2 separate regions of the Homo sapiens genome follow, and region 1 is linked to region 2. Evidence: chromatin loops called from intact Hi-C (ENCODE). Cell type or tissue: Caco-2. All regions are shown on one strand. Links, peaks and the distances in the headings refer to the core of each region. The heading gives the core; the rest is flanking DNA. Region 1 overlaps TLN2 (talin 2). Region 2 overlaps TLN2 (talin 2).

Evidence for each region. Hi-C counts contacts between places; a loop is a spot of excess contacts. Peaks named below come from ENCODE experiments on the same cell type or tissue, not always from the same donor. Only the 100,000 strongest peaks of a DNase experiment are listed, where the experiment ranks them.
Region 1: it touches region 2 in a loop (2.6-fold over the local background); 6 of 110 quality-filtered maps call a loop at or near these places.

The regions. Positions count from the first base shown.
Region 1 is chr15:62,553,255-62,568,535 of GRCh38, reverse strand. The region is part of intron 1 of TLN2 (talin 2); the gene reads right to left. Among named protein-coding and RNA genes, the nearest start is that of MGC15885, 84 kb to the left of the region's middle. In Caco-2, for the core only: no CTCF peak of the experiment used is centred there; DNase peaks (open chromatin) are centred at 7,195, 7,785, 9,399 and 9,715; H3K4me3 peaks cover 1,063 bases.
Region 2 is chr15:62,489,392-62,504,672 of GRCh38, reverse strand. The region is part of intron 1 of TLN2 (talin 2); the gene reads right to left. Among named protein-coding and RNA genes, the nearest start is that of TLN2, 110 kb to the right of the region's middle. In Caco-2, for the core only: no CTCF peak of the experiment used is centred there; a DNase peak (open chromatin) is centred at 8,531.

The DNA.
Region 1 (15,281 bases), core at 4,313-12,312, 64 kb before region 2:
GCACTGTGCTTCCAACATTCTGAAGAGGACTACTTGTGAGTCTTCTGAGTTTGAGTTCATCACTCCCTACCTTTTCTTTAAATTGTACCTCTTACCTATAGACCAAAAATAATCGTTCAATGTTCCATTTAAAGAGATTGCTGCTGCTGGCACCCTCCTGAAGAAAATGAAGCATAGACAGAATGCGATGGTTTGCCCCAGATCACTCAGTGGTGAAACCAGGGCCACGATGGAGAGTCAAATCTTCCACCTCTGCCTGCTCGGGCTCCACTCTACCTCGCCCAGGGCAGGGAGGTTTGTCCCCTCCCCTCCTGCCGCTCCCTCCTGCTGCCCAGCCCTGCCAGCCCCAGCCACACTGGGACAAGGACCATGTTCCTTGCCCAAGCCACACTCCATGCCCAGCCCCCTTTCCCTTCACCCCGCTTCCATTTTATAGACCTTAATTAAATAATAATTAGGGACATAAAAATGCTAATAATATCTGTGGTCGTGGGCTCAGAGAACTCAACTCAGTAGGGGAAAGTGACATTTAAGCAAATGGTTACAAGGTACAGATTACAGGGGGAACGGGAAGAGGGAATTCTGGAGGTCCTAAACCAAAAGGCATCATCTTTAGCATGCCTGGCCGAAGTTCATGATGTGCCACAAGCCTACACATTTCACATTCAAGCAAGGTCCCCTCATTGTCTTTTCCCCCAAGACAGAGTTTCACTCTGTCACCCAGGCTCCAGTACAGTAGCATGATCTTGGCTCACTGCAACCTCCACCTCCCAGGTACAAGCAATTCTCCTTCCTCAACCCCACCCCCAAGTAGCTGGGATTACAGGCGCGCGCCATCACGCCCGGGTAATTTTTGTAGTTTTAGTAGACACGGGGTTTTGCTATGTTTGTCACACTGGTCTCAAACTCCTGCCCTCAAGTGATCCACCCGCCTTGGCCTCCCAAAGTGCTGGGATTACAAGCGTGAGCCACAGCTCCTGGCTGGTCCCCTCATTCTTTCTCAGCAATGCCATCGCCTTGGGGGAGGCTTTGTCTGGATATTACTCCCACCAGCATCTTGCTGCTCAAATCCACCCTCACCAGGCCTCCAGGTGCCTCATGACACAGAGAGCTTTACACTATTTTTCGGTCAGTGCAATCTTTTAGGGAAGGACTCTGACAATGTGTTCCAAACTTCAAACATCTTTGAAAATGTCCACTGCCTTGAACTAGTAATCACAATGTTGCAGATTTAACACTAGGAAATAATCTCAGGTGCAGAAATGCTTTCACAAATCAAGATGCTAAACATTCATTCTTTATGCTAATAAGGTCTTGGAAACAACTGAATGATCCGAAAGAAAGAGCTGGTTAAGTCAACCATATTTCATACTCCCGAGTGGATACTACTTAGCCAGTAAAATACTGTTTACAAGAATTTGAGAAAATGCTCACTCTATAATAAGTGGGAAAAAAACAGATAACTAAATTGTACTTATGATCGTAACTATGTCGACTCAAGAAATAAATTAATGCCATGGGGCAGAACCTGAAAATAAGTTGGTCAAAATACAAATTTTTTCCTGAGAGGTGGGGGCTATGGGTATTTTGCTTTTACTTTCTAATTCTGTATATATTTTCTATAAGAAATAAGGGTTACAATGACAGCAGATAAAAATATTTATATATTAAAAAAAAAAAGTGGGCTGGGCACAGCAGATCATGCCTATAATCCCAGTGCTTTGAAAGGCTGGGGCAGGAAGACTGTGCCCAGGAGTTTGAGACCAGCCCGGGCAACACAGTGAGGACCTGGATTGAGGTGAGAGCATCTCTTGAGTCCAGGAGTTTGGGGCTGCAGTGAGTTGTGCTTGTGCCACTGCGCTCCAGCCTGGGTAACACAGCAAGGCCCTATCTCAAAAAAAAAAAAAAAAAGGAAGGTTTCTGTGGCTACTCAATGCTGCCAGGAGTTTTTTAGAAAGACTCATCAGGCCTTCGCAAATATGTGCTCACTTCCCTCCTAAGCCTGGTCATCCAGTTCCCCTATACCCCATGCACATCCCTCTATTTTCTGGCCATATTTAATTACTCCACATTCCTAGAACTCGCCTTATACCCCTCACCTCAGTGTTCTTACACACGTGGGTGTGCACTTCCCTTCTCTCTCCCTGGGAATGCAGGCTCCAACAGGGTTTTTAATCTGTTCTGAGTCACTCCTATAATCCCAGTGCCTGGTGAAGTCTCTGGCACACCAAAAATGTTCAAAAATGTTTGCCAAATGAACGAACAGAGAAGTACTGATGTCCCGCTCATCTGTAGCCTTCTAACTTTCTCCCCAGCTACTGGCCTCTCTTGCCCGCACCCCAAGCCCCCAACAGGAGTTATCCTGTTCACACCTGTGTGTTCTCAGGGATATAACGCATACCTAGTCTAATGGAACATTTGCCATGCTTTATCTCAGTCATTTCCTTACTGCATCAGCAGCAGCCATACCAGATAAACAACAAACATTTATGCTTGAGAGTTTACATGGGTTACCTTGCTTTTCCTCACAATAACCCTAAGACGTATCATGATCCTCATTTTACAGATGCAGAAACTGAGGCTTAAGAGGTAAAACACACACACACACACACACACACACACACAGCTAGTAAACAGTAGAGCCATCCAACTCCAAAGCCCAGCCCCTGACAATGCTATGCCAGGGCCAAATGCCAGTTTCTCTGTCTATCCTACACAGTGGGCTGCAAACTTCTTGAGGGCGGGAAATACATTTTATTATTTGAAAGCTGACTAACACTGCTGCACATAGCACACATTCAAATATTTGCTGATTTGAAACGTAAGAGGATGGATGTCCTTCATGTAGACCACATTAATTCATAATGTGAGATAACCCTAGACTCACAACTGGAAGTTTAAAGCGTTTGCCTAGCAAAACAAGGGTAGTCAAATAGTTTTAAGTTCATTCAGATGAACACTGGGCTACGTAAGGAATTGAAGGGTCCAACTGTTGCCAGGCAGTGCCCCTTAAGCAATCCAGGAGTACTTAATTACGAAGTGGTATGTTAATTGCTGCTCTTAAATATCCATTAGCACAGATCCCCTAAATCCCTCTATTGGGCAATGATGCCTTAAATTTGTGTCATAGATCATATTTCAGAAACCTCTTTTAGAAATATCATCTGTCAGTCTAGTGCAATTTATTATGTATATACTTTAATGTTTTTAAATTGTCCCTATATCTTCTAAGTTAGATGACTTTCATTATCCCAAACTAATGAAATTTTACTGTACCAAAAGAATATCGTAAATACTTCTCAAAATGGTATTTATGAACTTTATTCACCATAGCAATCAAGACAGGCTACCTCAAGGGAAAGGTTTTTGTCTCCTGAGTGTTGGCTGGGACTTCACCCAGCATGCAGACTCTGGGGTGTTTAACACTTATTAACAGCTTGTCTGGGTTTGCTGCTGGTGAGTCTCTAGCAAGCAGACAAGCACAAATTAGCAGCTCCTGCATGCATCTCTCCTCCTCTGGGGGAATTATGCAGGCAACAATGGGATATTTATAAGCTTTTCTGAGTATGTGTGTGTCAGTGGGGGGAATGCAGTATATATATATATATATTTTTTTTTTTTTTTTTTTTTGAGATGGAGTTTTTCTGTCACCCAGGCAGGAGTGAAGTGGTGCAATCTCGGCTCACTTCAACCTCCACCTCCCGGGGTTCAAGCGATTCTCCTGCCTCAGCTTCCCCAGTAGCTGGAAGTACAGGCGCCCGACACCATGCCCAGCTAATTTTTGTATTTTTAGTAAAGACGGGGTTTTGCCATGTTGGCCAGGCTGGTCTCGAACTCCTGGCCTCAAGTGATCCACCTGCCTCAACCTCCCAAAGTGCTGGGATTACAGGCATGAGCCACTGTGCCTGGCCTGGGAATGCAACATCTTACACAGCATAGGAAAAGTAATGCACACAGGAAAAACACCACAAAAGTAAAATCTGTAAGAAAATGTATAAGGTATACAATCCAGGGGTGCAGCTAACCTCAGCACAACCTTCTGTAGTGCTCACAGAACTTCATCTCGCCTTTCTCATTCTCTGAAATCTTCCCACTTTGCAGATTGAAATGAGTCTTGCCACCAATGTGTGAAAAGGTCAGCTCTACCAGGGATAATTCTGAAAGCCGTTCCTGTTCCCTGGAGTCCAGTCTACCTCCACCCCACGGGCACACCAGCAATCTCCTGCCAGCATAACACTTTTATGAAGTCTCCAGGACTCTGTCTTGCTTGGGGAGAAGCCCACCAGAGGAAGACTCTGAAGGCCTGAGGCTGAGGCACCATCCTGCCTCCTGCAAGCTGTGTGGCTAAGGATTCTGAGTCTCCATTCCCTCATGTGTAAAACAGAGTTGCACAGTGCAGAGCCCCAAACTTTGACTATATTAGGACATGTGCAATCATTCTAAAACTCAAAACACCACCAGTAAGTTTTTAAAAACTCATTATTTAAGGAAGAAAATGCCCCTTATCAAATAACTTACTGGATCACCTAGTAGTTAGTGCATGCCTGGCACTCGGCTATATGCTGGGCAATACCAAAAGGAGTAAGGTCAGGTCTCCCTTCCTGAGAACCCCACCCCCTTCCATCCAGTGGGAGAAGAGACCCATAAACAAATGACTACAATAAAACGTGATGCACACTGGGGGCTTTCACCCATAGAGTTCATGGCAGGGCAGAGGAAGCTGAAGGAATCACAGAAGGCTTCCCAGAGGAAGCCAGTGAAGCCAACCCTCGCAGGATGACAGGTCACTGTGCCCAACGGGAGAGAGACAAGGCCCAGCATGTGCAAAGTGTGCTAGAAACAGGAATGGGAGACCTTCTAGACATTGGCTTAGGCAAGGATTTCATGACCAAGAACCCAAAAGCAAATGCAATAAAAACAAAGATAAACAGGTGGGACTTAATTAAACTAAAGAGCTTTTGCAGGGCAAAAGGAAGTCACCTGAGTAAACAGACAACGCACCAAGTGGGAGAAAATCTTCACAGTCTATACATCTGACAAAGGACTAAAAACCAGAATCTACAACAAACTCAAATAAACAAGAAGAAAACAAATAAGCCCATCAAAAAGTGGGCTAAGAACATGAATAGACAATTTTCAAAAGAAGGTATACAAACGGCCAACAAAATGAACAAAATGCTCAACGTCACTAATGATCAGGGAAATGCAAATCAAAACCACAATGCAATACCACTTTACTCCTGCAAGAACAGCCATAATCAAAAAATAAAAAACATAATAGATGTCGGTGTGGATGCGGTGAACAGGGAGCACTTCTACACTGCTGGTGGGAATGTAAACTAGTACAACCACCATGGAAAACAGGATGGAGATTCCCTAAAGAACTAAAATTAGAACTACAATTTGATCCAGCAATCCCACTACTGGGTATCTACTCAGAGGAAAATAAGTCATTATACAAAAAAAATACTTATACATGCATGTTTATAGCAGCACAATTCGCAACTGCAAAAACATGGAACCAGCCCAAATGCCCATCAATCAACGAGGGGATAAAGAAACTGGTGTGTGTGTGTGTGTGTGTGTGTGTGTGTGTGTGTGTGTGTGTGTGTGTGTGTGTGTGTGTGTGATGGAATACTACTCAGCCATAAAAAGGAATGAATGAATGGCATTTGCAGCAACCTAGATGGAACTGGAGACTATTATTCTAAATGAAGCAACTCAAGAATGGAAAACCAAACATCATATATTCTCACTCGTAAGTGGGAGCTAAGCTACAAAGATGCAAAGGCATAAGAATGATACAATGGACTCTGGGGACTTGAGGGGAAAGGGTGGGAAGTGGGTGAGGGATAAAAGACTACAAATTGGGTTCACTGTATACTGCTCCGGTGATGGGTGCACCAAAATCTCAGAAATCACCACTAAAGAACTTATTCATGTAACCAAACACCACCTGTTCCCCAAAAACCTATGGAAATAAATAAATAAATAAATAAATAAATGGAGGAGAGATGTTCAGGAAGGCTAGAAGGGGCAGAGCCAAGAGGGAGCAGAGGGAGGCTGCATCAGACAGGCAAGGAGGAGACAGGCACCAGCACCTGTATGATTTCATCTTGCCCTTCAGATTCTGCAGTAACCCAAACACATCCCCAGTGAAGGACGAGGGCCACAACCCAGGATGCCAGGTGTCAGGCAACTGTCCCACGATGCCTTGCCGCACAGTTACTGGGCTCCTTGAATCTTAAAGTTAAACAGAGACAAGGCAGCAAGATACATGGGTAAAAACAAACCAAAATGGTATAAAAAATCTTTAATACTACATAGATAGGGCTATAATAGAAATACATCTGCTATGGGGCATAAATTGGCTGTAGTTAAAAAATAAAATCAAAATATATCATTTGTTTAAGAGACAATATCTCCAAACGATTCGGGTGTATCTATTATGTGCCAGGTATCGCGAATTTGAAGATGGACAGTTCTAGACTTCGAGGAGCTTATAAGTTGAAAAGGAAAAAGAAGCAAAGGTATCATTTAATACTAGGTGAGATAACAACTCAAAACGTGAACGCAGGGTGCTCCAGGGATCTAACAGACTCAGGGACAGTCCAGGAAGGAAAAGGACAGGGAGCTTTCGTGAGGAGAGCATGTTAAAATCTGAAGATGGGAAAAAAAGGAAAGAAAAAGTGGGGTAGGGAGCAGGATACTGCAAGAGGAAGCAGCAGGGAGAATTCCTCAGTGGCTCAACTGGCTGGGCCCAGGGAGTCGGAAAGGGAAGGAGGCCAGGGTGGGGTCTGAAGACCAAGGACAGCAGCAGGCGATCAGGCACAGTGGCAAGGGATGATACACCTTTTGCGGAAAAAAAAAGAGAGAGAGACAGACTTTCCTCAACTCCATAGAAAGCGCTTGGCTCATTAGTGCTTGGAAATGTTCGCAATTGTGACTGGAAGGTCAGGCTCCTGCACTAGCTTTCTGTTCAGTAATGCAAGAGAAGGGCGGAGAAGTTAGCCACAGGAGTCCCTAAAGGACTTCAGCATAAGGTAAACTCACCTGTAAAATGGCCCCAAGGCAGAGACCCTAAAGAAGGCATCTTAATTATTCCGCATAGGGCCCTCAGCTCCTCTCGCGAAGGCGTTAGCTGTTAAGGAGGGAGCTTGAGGAAATGAAGACACACCCGCTGAGGAGGGGCCTCGGCGGGGTGTGTTACATTCCTTTGAAAACAGGCCCTTTGCTATAATTTGTGTAATCAGACCAGAGATTGGACTGTAGAACCCTGCTTCCCATTTATTACAATATCACGCTTCTGCCCAGGAAACCCCACCCAAGCTTTTGTTTGGAATTCCTTTCCTTGATTAGGTGCAAGTCCTATTATTCCCGCCACTCAAAATAACACATGGGTCTAATGAAGTCGCAAGGCACAGCCCTGCCAGAAACCTGACTTTCCTGAATGGGGCTAGTTCTCTTTCTTCCGTCTTGTTTTGGAATAATGATTTCTTTTCCCTTTCCTTCTGTGTAGAGGAAGAATGGGAAGCAGCGACATTCTGTACAAATGGAAAGGCAAATCATTTTTTCCCTCTGGAAAGAGCCACGCAAGTGGGCACCACTCTTTAGGCTGTGTCTGCAGCACCCTCGTTGCCTCCTGGCTCCAGCTGCCTCGGTTGCAGTTCTGCACACTCGATGAGTGGAAAGGGGTGACACACTGTCCTCAAGTCTCATCACCTGCAGAGCTGCCCTCCTCTCTGACAGCCTTCATTATGCAATTCAGGCAGAGTCCACCCTGCAAAGAAGGGCTGAGGAGCAGGGCAGGGGCATCGTCCAGACAGGTGAAGACATACTTTAGAATGCCTGGTAATTCTTAACCAAAGACAGGAGGCACAGAAAAATTTCACATCAAAACATGGGGTATTGGCCAGGCATGATGGCTCACGCCTGTAATCCCAGCACTTTGGGAGGCCAGGCGCGCGGATCACTTGAGGTCAAGAGTTCGAGACCAGCCCGGCCAATATGATGAAACCCTGTCTCTACTAAAAATACAAAAATTAGCTGGGCATGGTGGCGGGTGCCTGTAATCCCAGCTAGGCGGGCCCACTTAGGTGGCTCCATCTACTTCTAGAGAACATGACTTCCATACCCCAAGACTCCACCCCAGCCTGGGTCATTGCCACTTGGGAGGCTGAGGCAGCAGAATCACTTGAACCCGGGAGGTGGAGGTTGCAGTGAGCCAAGATACCGCCACCGCACTCCAGCCTGGGTGGCAGAGCGTGACTCTGTCTCAAAAAAACAAACAAAAAAACACGGAGTATTAGAATTGGAAAATAGGATGAATCATTTTCTCTAGCAAATACTTAAATAATGTAAGAGATGTGTTTTGTGGTCTGCCCAGCCCAAAGGAGCTGCCTTTGGTCCCCAGGGACCTGCCCTACCTTCCCACTTTCCCGAAGCCATCTAGGCAGGGGTAGAGCCCTGACCCTATGGCAGTTAATCCATTTCCAGGCCAGGGATCTAATACTGGTGTGGTCTCGGTCAAATAGGCCAATTCTGGCCAGTGGAATTCTTCCTGGTAACTGAGCCATTCTATTTGGTGGAACTCTAGTTCAGTGGTTGGAAGATTACGAAGTCACAAAGATTAGGACAGCCACAGAAGGTTACTGGAAACTGGGAGGTAATAATGACCTTGCAAGTTCATCTGGATAATAAGATAAAGCACACCCCCCCACCAAAAGAGGGACCAGGTACGTGGGAGCCCAGGAGAGCACCTTCAGTGCCTCAGTCCCCAGTTCTGGTGATCCCCAAGGCCCTTTGTTTCCAAAAGCATACAGGAAACTTCCTTGTTTACCAAATTGGTATGAATGGGTTTCCATTGCCACCAAAGAGCCTTGCCTAAAATAAGCACTCAGTATATGTCAGGTGCTATGGCAACAGTGCTACCTCAGAGCTAGTGTGGAAGACCAAACCCTCTATTAGATAGTTGCAGAATAGGTGGCACGAGCACAAGAAAGTGCTAGTGATATAATGCACATGGTCTGGCTAAAGAATAAAGAGCACAGCTCACTCTGAGCCAAACAAAGCTGCTTAGAAGAGACAGTTCTCCAATTTGGCCATGAAGAGTAGGAAGGGTGTAGCTGAACATTGGGGACAACATTGATAATCCCACCATGAAACAAGGCTTCCTTACCACAATTCCTCTAGGCTCAGTCCACATCCGCTGGCCTCAGTTACTTAGATTGTAGCCCACGCAGAACTGGGAGAGGTTTTCTTGGCAAGCTCTCCCGCCTCAATTTTCGGTGATCCTAGTAAAATGCAGCAATCCCCAGAAGAGGCTATTTAGAGCTCTCTTAACAACTCGCCTGCACACTGAGAGTCAAGAGGGAAGTCAGGCTGCTGGAGGACTCCTCCCTCTGAATTTCTCCTCTCCTGCCTTCTCAGTGACATCACTAGCTGAAGGGAAAGTGGATGTTCATTCACAGGGGTTTGAAGAGAATCAGGAATGTGGGAGACCAGAATAGGCCACCCCAAAATATGAAGGATTATTGGGCTGAAGACAATTAAGAAGAAGCAAATGCAGGAAAGCTTCTCTGCTCTCCCTGTATCTGCCTAAAAGCAGGATATGTGTTTACAAAGAAGAAAGGTATCCTGCCCCCTCTTTTATCAGGGAGAACAAAGGTTAACCACCGCAGACAGCTTTAGATGCTTCTCACTTCTCTGCCTGGAGATGGTACCAGAGGGAACTACGTGAACAAACTTTGCTAACTAGCCGTTATCTGCAGTTACTTATCTTCCCCCAACCTGCTGCCCATAGAGGCTCAAAATCCTTTTCCTTAGTGTTGTCACTTCTCTAAAAACCTACTGTTCTTTGTTGAAGATGCTATATAAGCTAGAATTCAAAGCCACCTCTCTTTGAGAACTACTCATTCCCTGGGTATCTTCCACGTATATATAAAATATACATGTCAATAATTTGGTTTTTCTCTTGTTAAATCTGTCTTTTGTTACAGGGGGTCTGTTCCAACTAAGAACGGGGTCTGTTCCAATTAAGAATCTATGAAGGTTGAAGAAGAAAATGATTTTTCTTCTTCTATAGGAACTACATCCTGAACATATGTGGTAGGTGCTCAGGAGTAATGGTGGGAGCAGGAATGCAAAACAAAATAAATAAGATACAAGCAGGTCCTTAAGAAGCTCACCATTTACTAGAGGAAATAAGACATGCACACAACTGACCCAAACACATGCCTACACATTCGAAATCCTATAATATCTACATCAGATGGATGACAAAGTCATTTTTAAATCCTTCCTGCCAGAAAATTTTCCTTGAGAAATGCAAAATTGAGTTGAGATACAAAATGTCCACAGTTATGTAGACAAGATCAGTATCACCCATACAAACACGATTTAAATTAGTAAAACGAATTACAATGATAGCTTTCAAATTTTTTAGCAAAGTCTTTTCTTCAGATATAATTCCACTTAGAAGTCCAATAAGCAACAGAGATGCATAAAAGCAGAGCTGCTTTGGCTGAAATAGGCAATGAGATCAGGAGCTGTACAACCCTGCAGTCCACTGAGGCGTCTCTGCAGAACACAGGGCTCCAAGAACCACTGGCGCAAAACCTTTCATTTAAAGGTACTAGGGCTTGTGGCTTTTAGGCACACACAGTAATTTGAAGTTTACCTAATAAAAGTGTTCCCAGCTGGGCACAGTGGCTCACGCCTGTAATCCCAACACTTTGGGAGGCCAAGGTGGGTGGATCACTTGAGGTCAGGAGTTAGAGACCAGCCTGGCCAACATAGTGAAACCCCGTCTCTACTAAAAATAAAAAATTAGCCGGGTGTGGTGGCGGGTGCCTGTAATCCCAGCTACTCGGGAGGCTGAGGGAGGAGAATCACTTGAGCCCGGGAGGTGGAGGTGGAGGTGGAGGTTGCAGTGAGCCGAGATCACGCCACTGCAGTGTTCCCAGGTAGTTGAATCTACTAGCAAGAAAGAATAGTTGTGACAAGGTTTGAGGTTACATTCTAAGCCTTTGGCTTTAACTCTGCCAGCCCACTCTTCAGTAACACAGATAAGGACCCCTGCCATGTAAAAGTGCCAGAGTCCTGCACTATCACATCACACATCTTGTGTGTCATTCTCTTCCTCTTTTATATTTGGTACGTGACATCTCTAAATTCACTGTTTCCATGCGGCCTCCAAAGACCCTCTGGATCTGACAATTAGTGAAGATTTTCTCAATTTCAGCCCTACCAACTGGCTCTTAGGGCCCACTTAGGTGGCTCCATCTACTTCTGGAGAACACGACTTCCATACCCCAAGACTCCACCCCAGCCTGGGTCACTGCCACTGGTGAGAACCCTTGATCCCGCTCACATCCTCCTTGAAGAAAAATAAGACCACCTTGCTCAAAGTGTGTTCCTAGGGTTTCTCAGAGGTTCTGTGTAGTGCACTGAGTCTTCAGATGTTTTAACATGCTCCTATACATGGGGAATTCCTCAACGGAGAGACAAATATGAGAATCTGTTTTTGATCAATCATAAAATCTATTTCTTGGCACATCTCATATCACTGCCAAATCCTTTGAAAAAAATGAAAAATGACTTAAATATTTTCCCCTGATTACAGTTAATTTGATACTTTCTTATCAAAATGTTTCCTTATAAAGAAAAGTTCAGAAATGTATGGAAATGAGAAAACAAATGGTGAGTTATACATAGTGCCCCATTAAAATCAGGAAGAAGACAAGGATGCCTGCTATTACTATTCAATATTTTATTTCACCCTCTAACCAATGCAGACAGAAAAACAAAATAAAGTACTCAAAAGAAGGCAGTAGCAGTAAAACTTTCTATATTTGCAAATGGAATGCCTGTCTGCCTAGAGTCTAGTGGATTACAAATGGTCAGATACAGGAACCATTTAGGAAATGGCATTTGTTTAGCTGGACATGGTGGCTCACACCTGTAATTCCAGCACCGTAGGAGGCTGCGGCAGGAGGATCTCTTGAGACCAGCCTGGACAACATGGCAAAACTCCATCTCTACAAAAAAAAAAGTACAAAAAATTAGCCAGATATGGTGGCGTGCACCTGTAGTCCCAGCTACCCAGGAAGCTGAGGTGCGAGGATCACCCAAGCCCAGAAGGTTGAGGCTGCGGTGAGCCCTGATCGTGCCACTGCACTCCAGCCTGGATGACAAAGTGAGACCCTGTAAAAGAAAAGAAAAAAAGAGAAGAGAAGAGAAAAAAAAGAAAATGGCATTTAAAAAAATTCTACTCATAATAGCAAATAGGAATAGAAAGAAGGGTAGGAGGGGAAAGGAAAAAAAAAACTCCTAAGAAATAAACCTACCCATATATATGCCAAACCAATCTTATTTTAAATTTTACTACATGACATTAAAAAAAACCAAAAAGATACAATAATGGAGAGAACTACCATTTCCCAGATGAGAAGACTCAATATTGTAAGACAACAATTCTTCCTCAGTTTGTAAAGTCAACTAAGTCAACGTTAAGTCAACGAGCATCTCAACTCAGAAAACTAATCTTAAAGTCCAACTGGAAGAGAAAAACCTTTAGGATGACCAAAAAAAAAAAAAAAAAGTTTAAAAAATAAGAATAATGAAAGGAAATATCCTCATAAAATCAAATATAGTACAAAGCTACAGTAACAAAAACAGAGTGACAGCATTATGAAAATAGACATATTCTATTATCACTAGAACAGGAGAGTATAGAAAGCAAATACATTGATATTTAGGATACAATAAAGATATTTAAAACTGGCACAAAAAGAGCAAACTGTTTGACACATTATACCGGGAAAAGTAAAAATCCACATACAAATTAAGTTGCAGCTCTACTGCTATCATACACAAGAACAAATCCTAGGTAGACTAGACAGATAAATATTTTTAAAACTACCAGAAAAAGAGACAAAGAATATCAAGTATATTTACAAAACTCAGAAGACATAAAGAAAAGTTCACAGGTGTGGCAAACGCCACAGTTAAAACCTATATTTCATAAACAAAGTTCAAAGACAGCAAGAAAGTGACATTATTTACAAAGGATCTTCTGAGGAGGGACACAATCTAATCTATTACTTTTACTCTGAAGCTTTCTACAATGTTTAAATCTTTCAGAGCAAGCAAGAATTCATTCATGCTATAAATAAAAATCTTCAGACAAAAAAAGGTTAATATAAAGGAACACTTCAACTGAGTCTTTTCATAAATATTCACAAATGAAAAATTAGTAACGTAAAAAAAAGTTTGCTTGCTATTTTTTAGGAATAAAATTAAGAAAGGAACATGGACAACTATCTGAAATATTTTTCCTTGAAACATTCTACTAAGGGCCTCTCCCATAGATGTTCTGCAGGAAAAGCTTCGCACTTCAAAGGGTGTGCCTGTAGGATTTAGATGACTATCTGAATACCTGCACTAGTAAACAAACAAAAATCACCCCAAGAGTAAACTAAGAATATCACAGGGAAGAAATCTCCTAATTCCTAACCAGTGAGAAGGGTGTTTTTTTTTTTCTTTCTAAATAGAATTTATAAACTTCAAAAATTCTGTGAATTTTTCACAGCAAAGCAAGTGTACACGAATTTTCTAAATCTACATCTCTGCCAGACCCTTAAGTTTTCTCCACACCTGCAAGGAGAACTCCTGGCATCTTGCTAGAGTGCTGAATTTGGGACAGAGGTGCAAAGTTATCACGTAAGTGGTACTCTCTCACTGGAAAATAGAATCCTATGGCTCTTAACAATGCTCGAGGCCTGTCTCCTTGTTAGGTGAAACTGAGGCCTGGGTACTGGGTGGCTTATCCCCTTAACTCAGTCAGTAGCATTATCCAGCTTTTTCCGTTTGTTCCAGAAAATAGTTCTTACTGGCCTTGGTAAAAGTGTATTTTTTATTTTTTTCTAAGCAGTAAACAGGTAATCCTAAACCTTTACAATTTCTCTGTCCCATCATCCTAGAAAGGATTTATCTGACTTATTTCAAAGTTCTACAATTCTCCTGAGTTTTTCTGTCAGTCAAAACTGTGAACATTTTAGTATCTCTTTCCCAGTAGCGTTTTCATTGTCTAAGTCATCTTAAGTTAAAACTACAGCTTTCTGGTATAAATAGGGCTTAAAACTCAACCAAAATTCTATATCTGGTATCAACAGCTGGTACAAGGTCTCACTTCCTCATACTAGATCAAGGAAATCTTTATCTACGGAAATTCTATTCATACTATTAAATAGTCCCTATATTCCCTGAAATACATGAATGAGCATCAACCAAGCTTTAATATCCTCTTTTCTCCTGCCACAGTGAGGGGGGCAGGGGTTAGAGAATCACTTTAACACTAAAGTGTTTTCCTCACATTGTACTCATTCCAGAAACAACTGTTGTAATAATTTAGATTAAGCATCTTGGTTGATCCTAGATAATGTTTACCCAACTGCATCTAGTCATTAACTACTTATCTACCTGAAAATTGAGTCCTTGAAATCCTCTGTCAAGTCTAGTGAAAGAAAATAATAAAACTGCAAGACTGAATCTGTGTTATGTTCTGTAGCTCTAGCTACTGGCAAAAAAAAAAAAAAAGATTAGATTAAAAGATATGCATCCCAAGCTAATTGCACAGCATAAAAAGTAAACCACAGCTATTAAACAGAAGCATCACTATATAATTTCTCTTGACAACTTAAGCATTTTAATAAGTATTTTATAAATAATAAGGAAGCATTTTTCCACCTAAATTATATGCAATAACAAAGCATAATGCTAAGGGCACATAATAGGCAAAAATTCAGTCCCTTCTATATTAAATTAGGGGTATTTAATATAGATGCATTTATTTAAAAAATTCATTTATTTTTATGTGCATTTTCTGAAAAGGCCTGAAAATTACATGTACCAAATTCTTAACACTCATGAGGAAAAGGTGGGAAAAAGTAAAAAAGGGGAAAGGATTTTAAGTTGTATTTTAAATATATCTGTGTAATTTGAATTTTCTCTAACATGAATCAATTTTGCCATTTTTTTTTTCTTTTTTTTGAGACGGAGTCTCGCTCTGTCGCCCACACTGGAGTGCAATGGCGTGATCTCGGCTCGCCGCAACCTCCGCCTCCTGGGTTCAAGTGATTCTCCTGCCTCAGCCTCCTGAGTAGCAGGGATTACAGGCACCCACCATCACGCCTAGCTAATTTTTAGTAGAGATGGTGTTTCACCAGGTTGGCCAGGCTGGTCTCGAACTCCTGACAGATGATCCATCTGCCTCGGCCTCC
Region 2 (15,281 bases), core at 4,211-12,210:
TAATTTTTGTATGTGGTGTAACCTAAGGATCAAGGTTCACTTTTTTCCATATGGATACCCAACTGTTTCAGCATCACTTGTTGAAAAGCCCATCCATTCTCCATTGAATTACAGTGGCCCCTTTGATGAAAATCCATTGATCATACATGTGTGGGTCTATTTCTGGACTCTATTCTGTTCCATCCATCTAATATGGCTGCTTTTACACGAATACCTCACTGTCTTGCTTTCTATAGCTTTGACGTATACCTTGAAATCAGGTAGTGTAAGCCCTCCAACTATGTTCTTTTCCAAAACTAACTTGGCTACTCTGAGCCCTTTGCATTTCCATGTAAATTTTAGAATCAGCTTGTTGATTTATTAAAACAAACACATACACCCCCTTCTGGGATTCTGAATGAGAATGCAATGGACCTATAGATCAATTTGGTGAGATGACATCTTAACAATGTTGTCTTCTAATCTATAAAAACGGTATCTGTTTCCTTTTATTTGAGAGACCTATCAGAGTTCAACAAGAACAACAACAAAATCTAGAGCTACTACCTGTGTGTCAAGAAGGGAGGAGTTGCTGGAAAACAGCAAATCTCTGCAAAATAATTTACAATTTTACACAGTTCTTTCATGAACCTTACATGCAACTGATGCCACTGATTTTTTTAAAAGGCTCAAAAAAGCACAGATGAAAAAACAGGCAGATGTGGCGCCCAAATCCCGGTACTCTTTTTTCTACGTGAGATTCCAGGGTCTTTGATACTGTACAGTTCACTGAAAACTAAGAATCAAAGGGAGGCTGGCAGGAGAGAGAAAAACAACTGGGGAAGGGGTGTGAGCCCAGCTCCAGGACCTGCTCCCAGAAGCTAAGTGAGGCTTCCAGGTTCTCTGACAAGCTCACAGAACGGAGAGGAATGAGAAGAAACCAATAAAGATGATGAAAATTCACAACAGGACAATATCCTTCTAGAAAGGCCACAAGCTGGCAAAGAGCCAAGAGAGGAAATGGGGCAAGCATACTGCAGGAGGTCCACAGAGCACAGCCAAGGGCAGACACATGGCTTCCAAGATGCCTGGGAATTTCCAAGAAGAGACAGGTTAAAGAGCAAGACAGACATTGTTATTTCCTTTTCACACCACAGAAAGAAAATCACTTCCCTAAGAAGCTTTAATAGACTGTGGCAGTGACTGAACCACTAATCACTTAAGAAGTCTCTCTGTGTATAAAGCACACATGGGTTAAGCGGAGAAATCAGTGCTAAAAGTTGAAGTGGAGGATTCGAGCTCAGGGTAGAATAATTACACAGCACACACAAAGATGTGAAGAAATCCTACTGATCCCAGGTATCTGCACGTGGTTAGTTCAGATCTTAGTGCTGGTGACACAGGACTGATGGCCACTTCCTAGGAGGGTAGGTGCATTGGTTTCACTGAGTAAGTGACTTTTATTATTTTTTTATTTTTCTATATTTACAGATTATCTACCATGAACACATATTACTTTTATAATAAAGAATAATAGATGTACATATATTTTAATGGCTATAAAGGGAACTTGTTGACGCTGTTGTAGCAGAGTCTGCAATCTGGCCACACAAACATAGGCACTATGACTCAGAGTGGCCAGGCCATAAGGCACAAATCACCTGGCCTTGGAAGAGGGGGTGGCTAATAAAGCAGTATTTGAAAACGCAGCAAACGGAACTGTGAAGTCAACTCTTGCAGGCTTCACAAAGCTGTTTTCCTCCAACCCACCTCTGGGCTCTTTAACAGCCAAAAGGAAAGGACTCACCTCAAAGTTGTTACCAAACAGTACAAGAGCAAGGAAGGGAGACACAGGTGATAGGAAAACAGAGAAGCCCAAGACCATCTATCACCGGGCCTTTCTATCTCACACTCACTTGCATTCTTACAAGTGGCAGTTCTCATAACCTGCCTGTGTGTTTTCAAATTCCATCTCCAAATCCAGATGCAGAACCAGATGACGCCCCGTCTCCTCTCCCCTAGCCAGGCCAGAAGCCAAGCACAGATGATACATCATGAGTCTTTATGGATCAATACAGTCATGATTACCAGCTTTGGAATCAAGAGTACAGATGATTTCTGTCTGAAACTCACCACTTAGACCCCTCGTATCACCAGGCCCAGTGCCTCGGCAATAAACCCCCATGCCTGCAGCCTAGAGCAATCTGTCCCAGGTCAGGCACCAGGCAGCTGCACAGGCTTGACACCCTGGCTGACTCCCCTCCCAGTGCTTGTCCTATATGTCACAAAGACATTCTTCCTCCTTAGAAATTTTAAAACTCCAAAACTAAACTAATATTCTCACAAGAAGAAGTCAGCAGTTCAAACCTTTGTTTTCTAGCAACTCCATGTTTTGAAAGCATTTGAGAAAAGCTGTCAAATATAGTAAATTCAAGCTACTGTGCCTTTCCCTAGAAAAACAATACATATTTTGTTTTAAAATGAAAACACAAAAGGAGCAGCAGCATGTCAAGGAGAATAAGCCCCACAACTCCGTAAAGCTTCCTTCAGCTGAAGAAACTTGTGGCAATGCCTTCCAATCATCCATGCATTACACAGGCATATTCTTAAAGGTAGAGCCACCTGTGACTAGTTCTCCTATAAGGCCCATCATAGGCTTAGGACAAAGAGAGCGAGGAAGGTCACAAAGCCATATCACATGCAGTGGTATCCAACCCACTGATACCAAGGTGCCCAAACTATATCTTAATTGGCTTTCAGCTAGTATCTTGGTATTTGACCCTCCATGGAAATGATGCCCATTCACTAAGTTCCCTACCTTGGAAATAATCATCTCAAAAATCAGGCATAAGGCTTACATGATTATTCAAAATAGATACTTAAAATTAAATAAAAAACATGAAAAGCCCAGTGAGCCTTCATTAGTCAGAGCATGCAATCATCTGCCACCTTCAAATCCTGTTGATATAACTATGTCCAATTAAACAAAAAACAACATCCAAAGGTTCTGTCACATCAGTGTGGATGGGTCCCTCTAATTGTGACTATTCCTTTCCAAAAAATATTTGTCAGCCACTTCTGAAATCCAGATATTCTGCACCACAGCAAGTGGTCTTACTATTCAAAGTGTGACAGAATCATGAAAAGCCCTAACCAGGAATTAACGTTTTCCCGGGGCAGTGTGAGTGCAAGCTTCATTTTCTGAGAGCCAACCAAACAACTAAGTGTATCCAGCAACCTTGTGGGAGGGTCGCTCTTTTGGTACAAGTCTATCAAGGATGAAATTGATGGGGGTTCTCAATGGCCAGTCATGAGTGTCCACCCCAGCCCTGCCCTTGGCCTCAGCTGGAGGCTTGAGAAATTCAGGCAAAGAGAGACACATGTGGCCTGCTCAGGAGAAATAGGAACAAAAGGGACTTGCATAGCCCTGATGCCAAAAGATGACCCAATCCACTTCTTTTGGCCAAGTAGAAGCAAGAAGTAGAGATAAAAGTTCCTCCTTTTTTTAAACAATGAACAGAGGGAGGCTTACCTGTCCCAAGCTCCTTCAGCCTTCTGAGAAAGGTCATTTATCTTTTGCTCAATGAGATGGTCTATAACATGCCCCATGGCGCATTGCACATTTAAGCAGAATATTTCTAAGCTCTGAAACTTGCACAAGATGCGTTTTTCAGTGGCACTATTTGTGAGGACCAGAAGTGCCCTGGCGGGACTTCAAGCCCCCTTAGGTTACCAAATTTTAAGCAAACAAAACTGTGTTGCTGCAGGGACTGTGGTGGGGCCTGCACACTCAGAAAAGATGGCCAAGAGCAGCCTGGGAGAATTGTCTTGAAACAATACTATCTTTCTTCTGCGTCTTTAACTGCTCAAGAAGAGTATGCATATTAAATAGCAGGAAAAAGTTGCCCAATTGAGGCAAAAATTCCTTTCCCAACAGCGCTCCCTCAAGAAGGAATTTCACATTGTGCCCAACTCCAAGTGGGCATTGATGTCACTTGAGATTGCCATAGCAGATATTCGGGTCTTTTCTCAGCCATTTCTCAGATAATTCTGCTTAATGAAATCTTTCTTCCCTTGCCTCCATTTACATTTGCCTACTATAAGCCTGGCTTTGTCTAGACACCAAGGGTCCAAAGGCCAGTTAGACTCTGCCTGACCCATCTGGAACTTAGTTTAAACATTCTAATCCACTGCAAAGGTGTCTTCTTGTTTTGCAGTATGGAGGCCAGTCACAATGCCTATGTACTGAGCACACTGGAGACAATGAATATTTGTTCCCTAGCAATCAAAGTTCTGTAGAGCAATTTGGGCCAGAAAGCCCTGCTGCATTCATTTTATTTATTTATTTATTTTTTGAGATGGAGTCTCATTCTTGTCACCCAGGCTGGAGAGCAATGGTGCAATCCCAGCTCACTGCAACCTCCATCTCCTGGGTTCAAGCAATTCTCCTGCCTCAGCCTCCTGAGTAGCTGGGACTACAGGCATGCGCCACCACACCTGTCTAATTTTTGTATTTTTTAGTAAAGACCGGGTTTCACTGTGTTGGCGAGGCTGGTCGTGAACTCCTGACCTCAGGTGATCTGCCCGCCTTGGCCTCCCACAGTGCTGAGATTACAGGTTTGAGCCACTGCGCCTGGCCTACATTCATTTTAAACAAGAGAAAACCACCAACGCCCACCATCTGTTTTGGACCTTCACTCCTCCTCCCTCACCTGAATTGTAATTTTGACTGTTTTTTTTGTTTGTTTGTTTGTTTCTTTGCTTGTTTTTAAAGAAACTTTGAAACTTTGCAGCCAGGAGCGGTGGCTTATGCCTGTAATCCCACCACTTTGGGAAGTCCAGGCGGGCAGATCACCTGAGGTCGGGAGTTCGAGACTAGCCTGACCTACATGGAGAAACTCCGTCTCTACTAAAAATACAAAATTAACCGGGCATGGTGGAACATGCCTGTAATCTCAGCTACTCTCGGGAGGCTGAGGCAGGAGAATTGCTTGAACCCAGGAGGTGGAGGTTGCGGTGAGCCAAGATCATGCCATCGCACTCCAGCCTGGGCAACAAGAGCAAAACTCCGTCTCAAAAACAAAGAAGAGAAACCTTGCTAATTTAAGGACTGGTAAAGTGGGGCAAACTACATTCATCAGTTGGCATGTTGGCCCTGTCTCCTTTCCCCTCAGTTTTAAAATACGTTTGCTTAAAAGAGGCTTGGTTTCAAGCCATATCCAGGCCATTTCTCTATTTATTTTATTTTTTTGGAGACACTGTGTAACCCAGGCTGAAGTGCAGTAGTGCAATCTCAGCTCACCTCAACCTCTGCCTCCTGGGCTCTAGCGATCCTCCCACCTCAGTCTCCCGAGTAGCTGGGACTACAGGTGAGCACCACCACGCCTGGCTAATTTTCGTATTTTTTGGTAGACACGGGGTTTTGCCATGTTGCCCAGGCTGATCTTGGACTCCTGAGCTCAAGTGATGTTCCCACCTCAGCCTCCCAAAGTGCTGGGATTATAGGCGTGAGCCCCTCTAGTCAATGTTTTGTAATAAATAAAAATAATGTCCCAGGTAGCAGAAAGAACAGATTGAAAATATAAACATGGCCTAGAAAAAAAAAATTCTGTCATCAAGTTTACTCCTAGAGACTTCCATAAAGTCCACACAGTAAGTCTTTGATTCTGTCATTAAGAAGTACAGTGGCAAAGACCATATCTTCTTGGTCTTTCACTAGTCATTAAGTCAGCAATGACTTTAAACTCTCCACATTCCACTAACTGACCTCTACTCTGTTTAACAAGAACAATAACCCCTGTACAGCTCTCTTTAGAGTGGGTAAATTCCTTTAATAGTTTCGCCAAATTCCTTTTAATAATTTTTCATGTCATTCACAGACTCTCCTGTTCCTAAAATGTAATGAATTGGTGACTGATTAGTATTTATATATGAAAAGAACTATAAGGAAAAAAAAAACCCTCCTAAGAAGCAAATTTTGTGGGAAAGATATCCCACCAGATACTGGGGGTCAGTAGATACGTGGATGTACCTCACTTTCCTGTGACAGACACTGGGATATCATCAGACTTACGGTGACCCCAGCTCTCTAGAACACAGCCACCGATACAGAAGCATGTTATTTTAAAATATCCCTTGGCAAATGAAGAGACTGTCCAGCAGCCCCTCACTTTCTAGGAAATCCAGATACTTTTGCCTACACTCAGAACTCTGATTACTGTATATGCATAATTCCAACAAACTCCTCAGGAGGCCTTCCAGGCAGATTCCAAGTAGCCAGTAAAACAACAACAGGCAAGTCAACCCTTGGGGAACTGACCAGTGACTACTCAAGGATCGAATACTAAAACTATACAAATGTTTAGGGTCAGCCTTGGCAGGATCTAACCATTCAGAATCATGAAGAGATACTTAGCAAATTCAGGTTAAGTAAGAAGAACCAGGTTATTTACTTCAGAATTTAAAAATCTAATTCTTATTTATATTTTTAACAGGTATAAAATTCCAGACTTTTTTTTCTTTTTTTTTTTTTTTTTTTTTGAGGCAGGGTCTCACGCTGTCACCCAGGCTGGAGTGCAGTGGCATGATCACGGCTAATTTTTGTACTTTTCGTACCAAAAGTTTCAACATGTTACCCAGGCTGCTCTCGAACTCCTGAGCTCAAGCGATCTGCCCACCCTGGCCTCCCAAAGTGCTGAGATTACAGGTGTGAGCCACCACACCTGGCCAAATTCCATACTTTAAATTTCTCAAGACAGGAAGCATGGGCCTTTCCTTGGCTTTAAAACAGCAAACCAAAAACTGTCCACGCTTGGTCAGCAGCACGGGGAAGCCAGAATGCTATATAACATAAAAGCAGCCAAAACCCCACCATGGAAAAAAGGAACCAGACAAGCACTGGAAATCATTCTTCTTAAAAAAATTTAGAGCTATAAATGTATCTTCTCAAATATGAATTGCTTAAAGTTCTACTAAAACCAAATGTAGAATCTCTCAGCATAAAACCATCCTCAGGGAGAAAAAATCATATTGCAACTAGGCCTTTGCTATCACTGAGCCATTTGTGGCTAACTCACTGCTGGGTGGCCACAACTTTAGGAAAGAGCCCTGAGAAACGATTTTCAGAATTACCAACAAAAATGCCTGCTGGATTAGGAAATAGGATTCTTCCCACACAGAGGAAGCAGGCATCCTGCAGCCATTGGAGGGCAAGGAGCAACTGCTGGAGTTCCAGAAGGAGCAGAGGAAAGTACCACTGGGGAAACAAATCACCCAGAGAGGATCTAACTAAGGGTCCATCCACTTAGCCTAACCGCATTTCACCTTCATAGATTTAAACTTCTGGATTCAAGTACTCCAATTTCCAATAGAAAATGAAGAGACTCTCACATGCTGCCCCAGATATTTTGGGGAGGAAGGAATGGAGAAAACACAAGTCCATATGTAGGATATACTGGGAGTTCTCAATCATCAGCCCCACTCATTCATCCACTCCCTCAGCGAACATTTATTGAATCTCTGCTATGTATTAAGTATGCCCTCTTAGACACAGGGGATGCAGCTATGAATAAAAAGGGCCTCATTCCCACGGGTGTCAGAAATGTCAACAAAAAATTCCAACACACAGGGCAAGTGCAATCACAGTCACACATGTAAGGGACAGGTATAATCCAGAGGAGGAAGAAATTACCTCCATCTGAGGGGAGGGAGGCACGACTGGAGACTACTTACCATCACCAGGAGCAGAGGCCTGTGCTCTGCCTGTGTACATGCAATAAAGGCAGAACACAAATACTCCTATCTGCCTACAGAACACAGCTCATTTTACAAATTAAGTATATTTAAATGAATGCCATTGATGTGTGTATAATGGACAATAGAAGGCAAAGCAACTTAGAAGTTGGTCGCGATCCATAACAGAGACGATTCACATTATAATTTTTAAAAATTGGATCTATGCAGATGTTGGCCCAGTTCTTAGGAGCATAGGTATTGGTAAACCACAGCCATCAATGCATAAGGTCAATGTTCCATTTCCGGGAACAATCAGGCACTGATCATACCACATGCCATATTGGAGCAGGGCTTCTCCATCCTTTAAACAGTGGGTTCTGATGCAAGAAGCCTGGTAGAATCTGGGCATCTGCATTCCTGATAAGCTCCAAGACGGGAAGCTGCTGGGCCACAGCCCACTCTCTGCAAAGTGTGGGTGAGGAAGGTAGACAGTCTTGAGTCCTGACACCCATCCTAGTCACGGGTGGAGCTCTTTTACAATACACATTCCAATCCTTATCTGAAAGGGAAACTCTAGGAGATGTGGTTCCGTGTAATTTCTTTTTAAGCTGTACGGGTGATGCTGAGGCACAGCCAGGCTTGTGAACTACATTCAAGTAGGCCTTTTGAGAAGTAAATCTTCTCTGGGCATGCCTCACCCCAGGAAATAAGCTGCTTCTCTTCGTAGACACGTAAGAACCAGCAGCTTCCAGAGATCCATGGGAACAGTGAGTCAGAAAGAGGAGGCCTAGCAAAGCTGGCCAGACTGGTCACTTCAACCAAGTGAAGCCTGGAATCACAGCCTCTGCAGGCTGACATCTGGCGTAGAATCCACCCTGACCCTTTCCATCCACTACAATTGCCTTCCAAAGCTAGTGCTTAGATCATGATCATCATCTGTTTAGCTTCATAAAAAGCACACAAAGAAGATAAACAGAAGGTTTTTTTGTTTTTGGTTTTTGTTTTTTTTTTTTTGGCCTAGAACTTACAGATAAGAGGTCATCCATGATTAAAGACTGGAAAGAAGCCAAAAGGCAACATGCAATTAGCCAACCTCCCGCCTCCAGGCTCCCATCTTTAAAGAGCTCTGTGGCCACACCCCACCTTGCTGCAAAGTACAATTTCGTTAATAAAAGGGATCAAGTGGAATGTGGCCCTTTAGGGCTTTTACACACAAACTGCTTCTGGAAAAAGGAGGAGTAATATAAGTCTACCCTCTCCAGGTGGAATAATAGGTGATAGGCCTGGGCCCATCTGAAATACCAGCATTTCAAATTTTCCTACATCTACTTTCCATTTAACAAGGCACTTCAAAAAATTCTGTTCCATGTGTTCAGCCTCTTGCTCCCAATTTCTACCCCTGTCATTAAAAGTCATTCTTTCCCTTGCTTATGGCATGTCTAGCTGACAGAGGGCAGGACAACTTTTCAACAGGGAGGTCCCACTTTACCCCTAATCTTGGAAATGCCATTCCCATGAGAGGCTTTCCTAAGATTGGTTTCAGAAGTGTCACAGTTGGGGTCAACAGGCAGGGTCATGTTCTGCCCCCTCTCTAGTGGCATTCTCTCTGGGGAGAAAGATCCTAGGCTTTCTCAACCATCAGTGGATCACTCAAAACAAAAACAAAAAGAAGCAGCAACTTACAATTCCTACCACATGTATCGCGTTCATCTCTCTATTCTTAGGTCCTAGGAGGGTCATTATATAAAGAAATGAATGACTAGATAAATGACTGGAAATAATAGGATGAAAAACATCCTGTCCTCCAGGAGTTCCATTTTCTAGCCAGGAGACTGAGAAGGCATTGCACAGTGCAATTGCAAGTGCAGTGAAGGAACTCTAGGCTCAGGGGCCCAGGGTAGCACAGCTAGGAGGTGGTAAAAGCTGCCTTTGGGCCTGGGTCTTCCAGCTCCACATCGTGCATCATTCTCCTTTACCCAGTATTGCCTTCTCAGTAACAGAAGCAAACAGTGTTCCGGGAACAGAGAAAAAGGAGGGCTGTGTGGGGAGCGGGCAGCATCTGCATCAGGTCTGGAGGAGCCAAGCAGACTGACAGTAAGGGACAGCGTCACAGTCCAGCTATAGCAAGGGGGCTGCTTAGAATCCCCTAACCACTTTCCAGCACCGAATGAATGCATGGTGGGAGCAGGGCACACACAAAAATGTCTTCTCAAATAAATGTCTTTTTTTTCCTCTTTCTTAAAAAAAAAATCTTTAGCCTTGACTTATAGAGCTGGAAAGAGACATAAGCCTATGATATGCAAGAAATATGAACAGAGATTTTATTTTTCAACTAAAGCACGGGGGAGGGAAGAGTTAAAAGTTACGGACAATTTAATCACATCTGGGGAAACATGACTCTTGAAACAAAGAATCACCCAGAAAATCCCCTCTGGGGCCTGAACTTCTGCCATTAATGATTTTTCCTTCTTAAGGGAAAAAAGGTTAACAAAGTGTAGCCATTTTTCTAAATAGGGTCACACAGCCCTTTCCCAAGCAGATATCTGCCTGGAGGAGAATTAACACCATGTACAAATCCCTGGCCTGAATGCAAATCTCCCTAATCTACTTCTGGAGAGGCTCCTGCTTTTGTTTAAAGCCCCCGAGACCCTGCCAGCTGAGGTCCAGCCATAAGCAGAGACGGTAATTAAATTTTGTCAAGGGTCCACTGCCCTCAGCCTAGGGAAAGTCATCCTTGAGTGAAGGCTGGACGGCCCTGGAACCCCCTTGGCTATGCCCACCCAAACTGAGGCAAACCACAGGCTTGGGGTACTTGGATAATTGAAGACATGAAAAGCACTGAAGATAAAAATTCACATGAAAACTACCACAGCCAGTCTCCTGCATGGCTTCCTCCCAGTTGTCTTCTTGAAAATAAAAGAATCCTAGGATCACCCAGACAAAGGGGGGTGGTATCCATAATTTTGACAGATCTAAAAAAAACTCTTCATCAGCAGTGTCCTCCCCTGAGACAAGGAGATTGTTATTTACTTACCTAAGAGGCAACCTCGGCCAGGCATGGTGGCTCACACCTATAATCCCAGCACTTTGGGAGGCCGAGGTGGGTGGATCACCTGAGGTCAGGAGATCGAGACCAGCCTGGCAAACATGGTGAAACCGTGTCTCTACCAAAAATACAAAAACTAGCCAGGCATGGTGGTGTGTGCCTGTGGTCCCAGCTACTCGGGAGGCTAAGGCAGGAGAATCGCTTGAACCCGGGAGGCGGAAGCTACAGTGAGCCAAGATTGTGCCCCTGCACTCCAGCCTGGTCAACAGAGTGAGACTCCATCTCAAAAAAAAAAGCGGCGGGGGGGAACCTCCATGGTGTTGGGCCAGCTTCCTACGTGGGAGAGCGTGAAAGCTGAGTGGATTTGGGGGACCTTTTGTAACGAAAGCTTAGAATAGACACTCCTGACAATAACCTGCTCAAACCCATCCTATACTCAATTGTAATGATACAACAGCAAGGGGAGGACAGGGCCTTATGAGTGATTATGAGCCAGGCATGTATGTTGTTAACACCCACCGCACAACAAACCTACAGGGGTGGGTATGTCACCAGTGTTTGACACGTGAGGAAACTGAGGCCCAGAAGCTTCAACATAGCTGGCCTGTAGTCAGTGCCATTAGGTGGGAGAGGCAAGATTTGAACTCAGTTCCCGCAACAAGCACCTGGAGCATGGCTCTGCTGTTTCTGGCAATTTCAGACCATCAGAGGAAAGCTCACTCGTACTTGCCCAGTTTCCAGTGAAGCAGCTGGCAGACAGCTGTTCAGGGACCAGACTTCCCAGATCATGATTTACGCCCTTCATCTGTCCCTCCCTGAACCATGAACATCCGACCAAGCACCCCCAAAGAAGGCCAGAGGGAACACAAATGCAATTAGTGAGTTCCAGATTTTCAATCCCTCCAATATTTCCACCCCTAACAGGAAGGCCACAACAACTCTCCGAGTCCTCAAATGTCAGTGACAGCAGGAAGAGTAGCCAGAACGTCCTGGGCTACCCCACTTTTCCAAAGCAGCATTGAAAATCCTCTTTCAAGGACTATTAGAGACACAAGGATTTACCAAGATTTTTCTGCTATGGAATTCTGTGGAATCTGTTATGGTAGAATTCTTTGATTACTCAAATTCTACCATAACAAAAGGCAATTATTTGGAATAAATGAATGGGAAATAAAAACTTACTTATACATTTTAATTTATAAATTTCACAGTTTGGGACATTCTGAATCTATGGGGGGAAATGCGTTGAAAAAAAATCACAAAAGGAAACTGACATAGGGCAAAATTCATTATTTTAAAAACAGACTATCTCTAGACATTGGGATTATTGGAATAGTTTTTTTTCTTTTTTTCTTTTTTTTTTTTTTTTTGAGACAGAGTCTCGCTCTGTCGCCCAGGGGCGCCATCTCGGCTCACTGCAACTTCTGCCTCCCGGATTCAGGCAATTCTCACCTCAGCCTTGGAGTAGCTGAGATTACAGGCACTCCCAACCACGCCCAGCTAATTTTTTTGTATTTTTATTAGAGACGGGGTTTCACCGTGTTAGCCAGGATGGTCTCGATCTCCTGACCTCGTGATCCACCCGCCTTGGCGTCCCAAAGTGCTGGGATTATAGGCATCAGCCACCGCACCCGGCTAGTATCACCATATTAGCCAGGATGGTCTTGATCTCCTGACCTCATGATCCACCCGCCTCAGCCTCCCAAAGTGCTGGGATTACAGGCGTGAGCCACCGCGTCCGGCCAGTTTTTATTTTCTTTTACTGGACTAAATCTTCTAATTTATCTATAATAGCATATATTATTTATATAATAAATAAGTTATCAAAATACATCTGAATAACTTAGCTTACTCATAAATTTATTCTGTTAGACATTTAGTAATTATTAAAATACATATGTATATACCAGAAATTGAGAGAAAAAGACGCCCCCACTAATACTCCCTGCTCCCTGCCGCAATTCTCAGAGGCCAATTATTTGTCTTTTTTTCCCTTGGTGAGATAAGGCTTCCTCTAGTTTGTAAATTCCTGAACAAGACCACAGAAAACATCATCCACTGAAGGACAGAGATTCCTCTCTCCAGCAGGAAGCAAGCAGTGAGATTCTGCTCTGACTGTTATGAAACTTCAAGCACTACCACACTGTAAGAGTTGTGAAAGGAAAATGAATTTTGGAACCCCCCAATCACTAAGTCAAAGGGAAAAGTCAAGCTGGGAGCTGCTTAGGGCAAAACTGCCTCCCATTCTATTCCTAAAAAAAGATAGCTACTAAGAAAAAAAAGCTATCTACTTACCTCCCTCACAAGGAGTTTCCTTGTGGACAAAGGACAAACAACTCAAACTCATCCCTGTGCTCACTGAGATAAGAGCATATCTGATTGCCCACTTTGGAAGGGCTAATAAGAAATGCAAAATAATGCAACCATTTGTCTCTTATCTACCTCTGACCTGGAAGCCCCCACCCACTTCCAGTTGTCCCACCTTTCCAGAAGGTACCAATGTACATCTTATATAAATGTGTGTGTGTGTGTGTGTGTGTGTGTGTGTGTGTGTGTGTGTGTATATATATATATATTTTTTTTTTTTGAGACAGAGTCTTGCTCTGTCACTCAGACTGGAGTGCAGTGGCACAATTTCGGCTCATCACAAACTCCACCTCCCAGGTTCAAGCAACATGATTCTCCTGCCTCAGCCTCCCAAGTAGCTGGGATTATAGGCATGTGCCACCATGCCCAGCTAATTTTTGTATTTTTAGTAGAGACAGGGTTTCGCCATGTTGGCCAGGCTGGTCTCAAACTCCTGACCTCAGGTGATCTGCCTGCCTCGGCCTCCCACAGTGCTGGGATTACAGGCGTGAGCCACCACGCCTGACCATCTTACATATTTTGAAGTCTTATGTTTCTGTAAAATGTATAAAACCAAGCTGTGCTCCAACCACCCAGGGCCCATGTCATCAGGATCTCCTAAGGCTATGTCAACGGTGTGTACCCTTAACTTTGGCAAAATAAACTTCCTAAATTGACTGAGACCTATCTCAGATTTGGGGGGTTCAGTGTTAAAGGTGGGAATGACCCCAAAGCAATCTTGCTGGAACCTGGAAATTATTTCTGGCATTTCTAGCACTAGCACATTTACCTAGCATTTCTGTATCAAACACAGAGGACTTGTGTAGAAAAAGTGATGTATACCTGGCCAAAGCAGCTTCCTCATGCAAAAAAATTCCACAGGTAGAACAGCAAGTGACATATAGCTGTGTCTTTAAAAAGTAAGAACACACACAACACCGAGAAGCTCCTGCTAATACCAAGGTGTAAGATAAGGAGTTATTAAATAATTAACATCTTTTTGGGGAAGACGGAATGTCTCCAAATGTATTTTCCTAAGGCTGCCTGTAATTTTTACTCCAATTTAGACACAAGCACAATCTCTGGGAATACATGCCCAAGTATATTTATGTTTCCAACCAACTGTCTTTGGGATGTGCTGAAGGCCCTACTGCCACAGCTAATTCCTCTGAGGATAGAGACAAACGTGTATCCCAAGTCACATAGAGATAACCCCCATAAGTAAGTTCAAGCATTAACAACTGCCAGAACAAATAATTTTTAAAAAATTCATAAACAAATGAATCCATAAATCAATTTAATTGTGGTAACAATCCCTTTAAAATAAACACCAGGGGAGGGAAGTGGTTAATATATCTATCGCATGATGTTAGCTATCACTTTAAAAGCCTCAAAACAATGCTTATAATAGTAAAATCCCTGTGGATTATGTCTCAGTGCTACTGAGTCTCACTACGAATATGCTAAAATCACTGCTGAAGATCTAAGGTCTGTTACTTATTGTAGGTGCTGCATAACAAATTACCCCCGAATGCAATGCCTTCACATAAACACAATCTCACAGATTTCATGAGTCAGGAATTTGAGAGCGGCATAACTAGGTGGTTCTTTCACTGAGTTGGACTCAGAATGTGGGCAGGAGCTACAATCATCTGAAGGTTTGCCAGGGCTGAGGACCCATTCCAACATGGGGTACTCACATGGCTGTTGACAATGGGCAACATGCAGTTTCCCACTTTGTGGGACTCTCCATCAGCTGCTGAAGCACCTTCACAATATGGCAGCGGACTTCTTTCAGAGGAAGCAATCCGTGAGAGAACAAGGAGAAGACACAGTGCCTTTTGTCACTTGGTCTCTGCGATCACATGCCATCCTTTCCACTTGATTCTATACACTGTGATTCACTTCTAAGTCCAACCCACATCTAAGGGGAAGGGAATCAGGCTCTGTCCCTTAAAGGGAGGAGAACTGAAGATTTGTAGACTTTACTTTGAAACCACCAGGATGAGGTATTTGTGCTTTGGGGGCAGGGTGGAGGGGAGAAGGAGAGTGTTAAAAAATAAAGTCAGGATCCAGAAATTACCAGTTCACCAATTACTAATGGTTTATATGAAAAGTTTCAGGGAAGGTTTCTTAGAAGGGAATGGTTGCACAGCGTTATTTTTAAAAGTGCCTC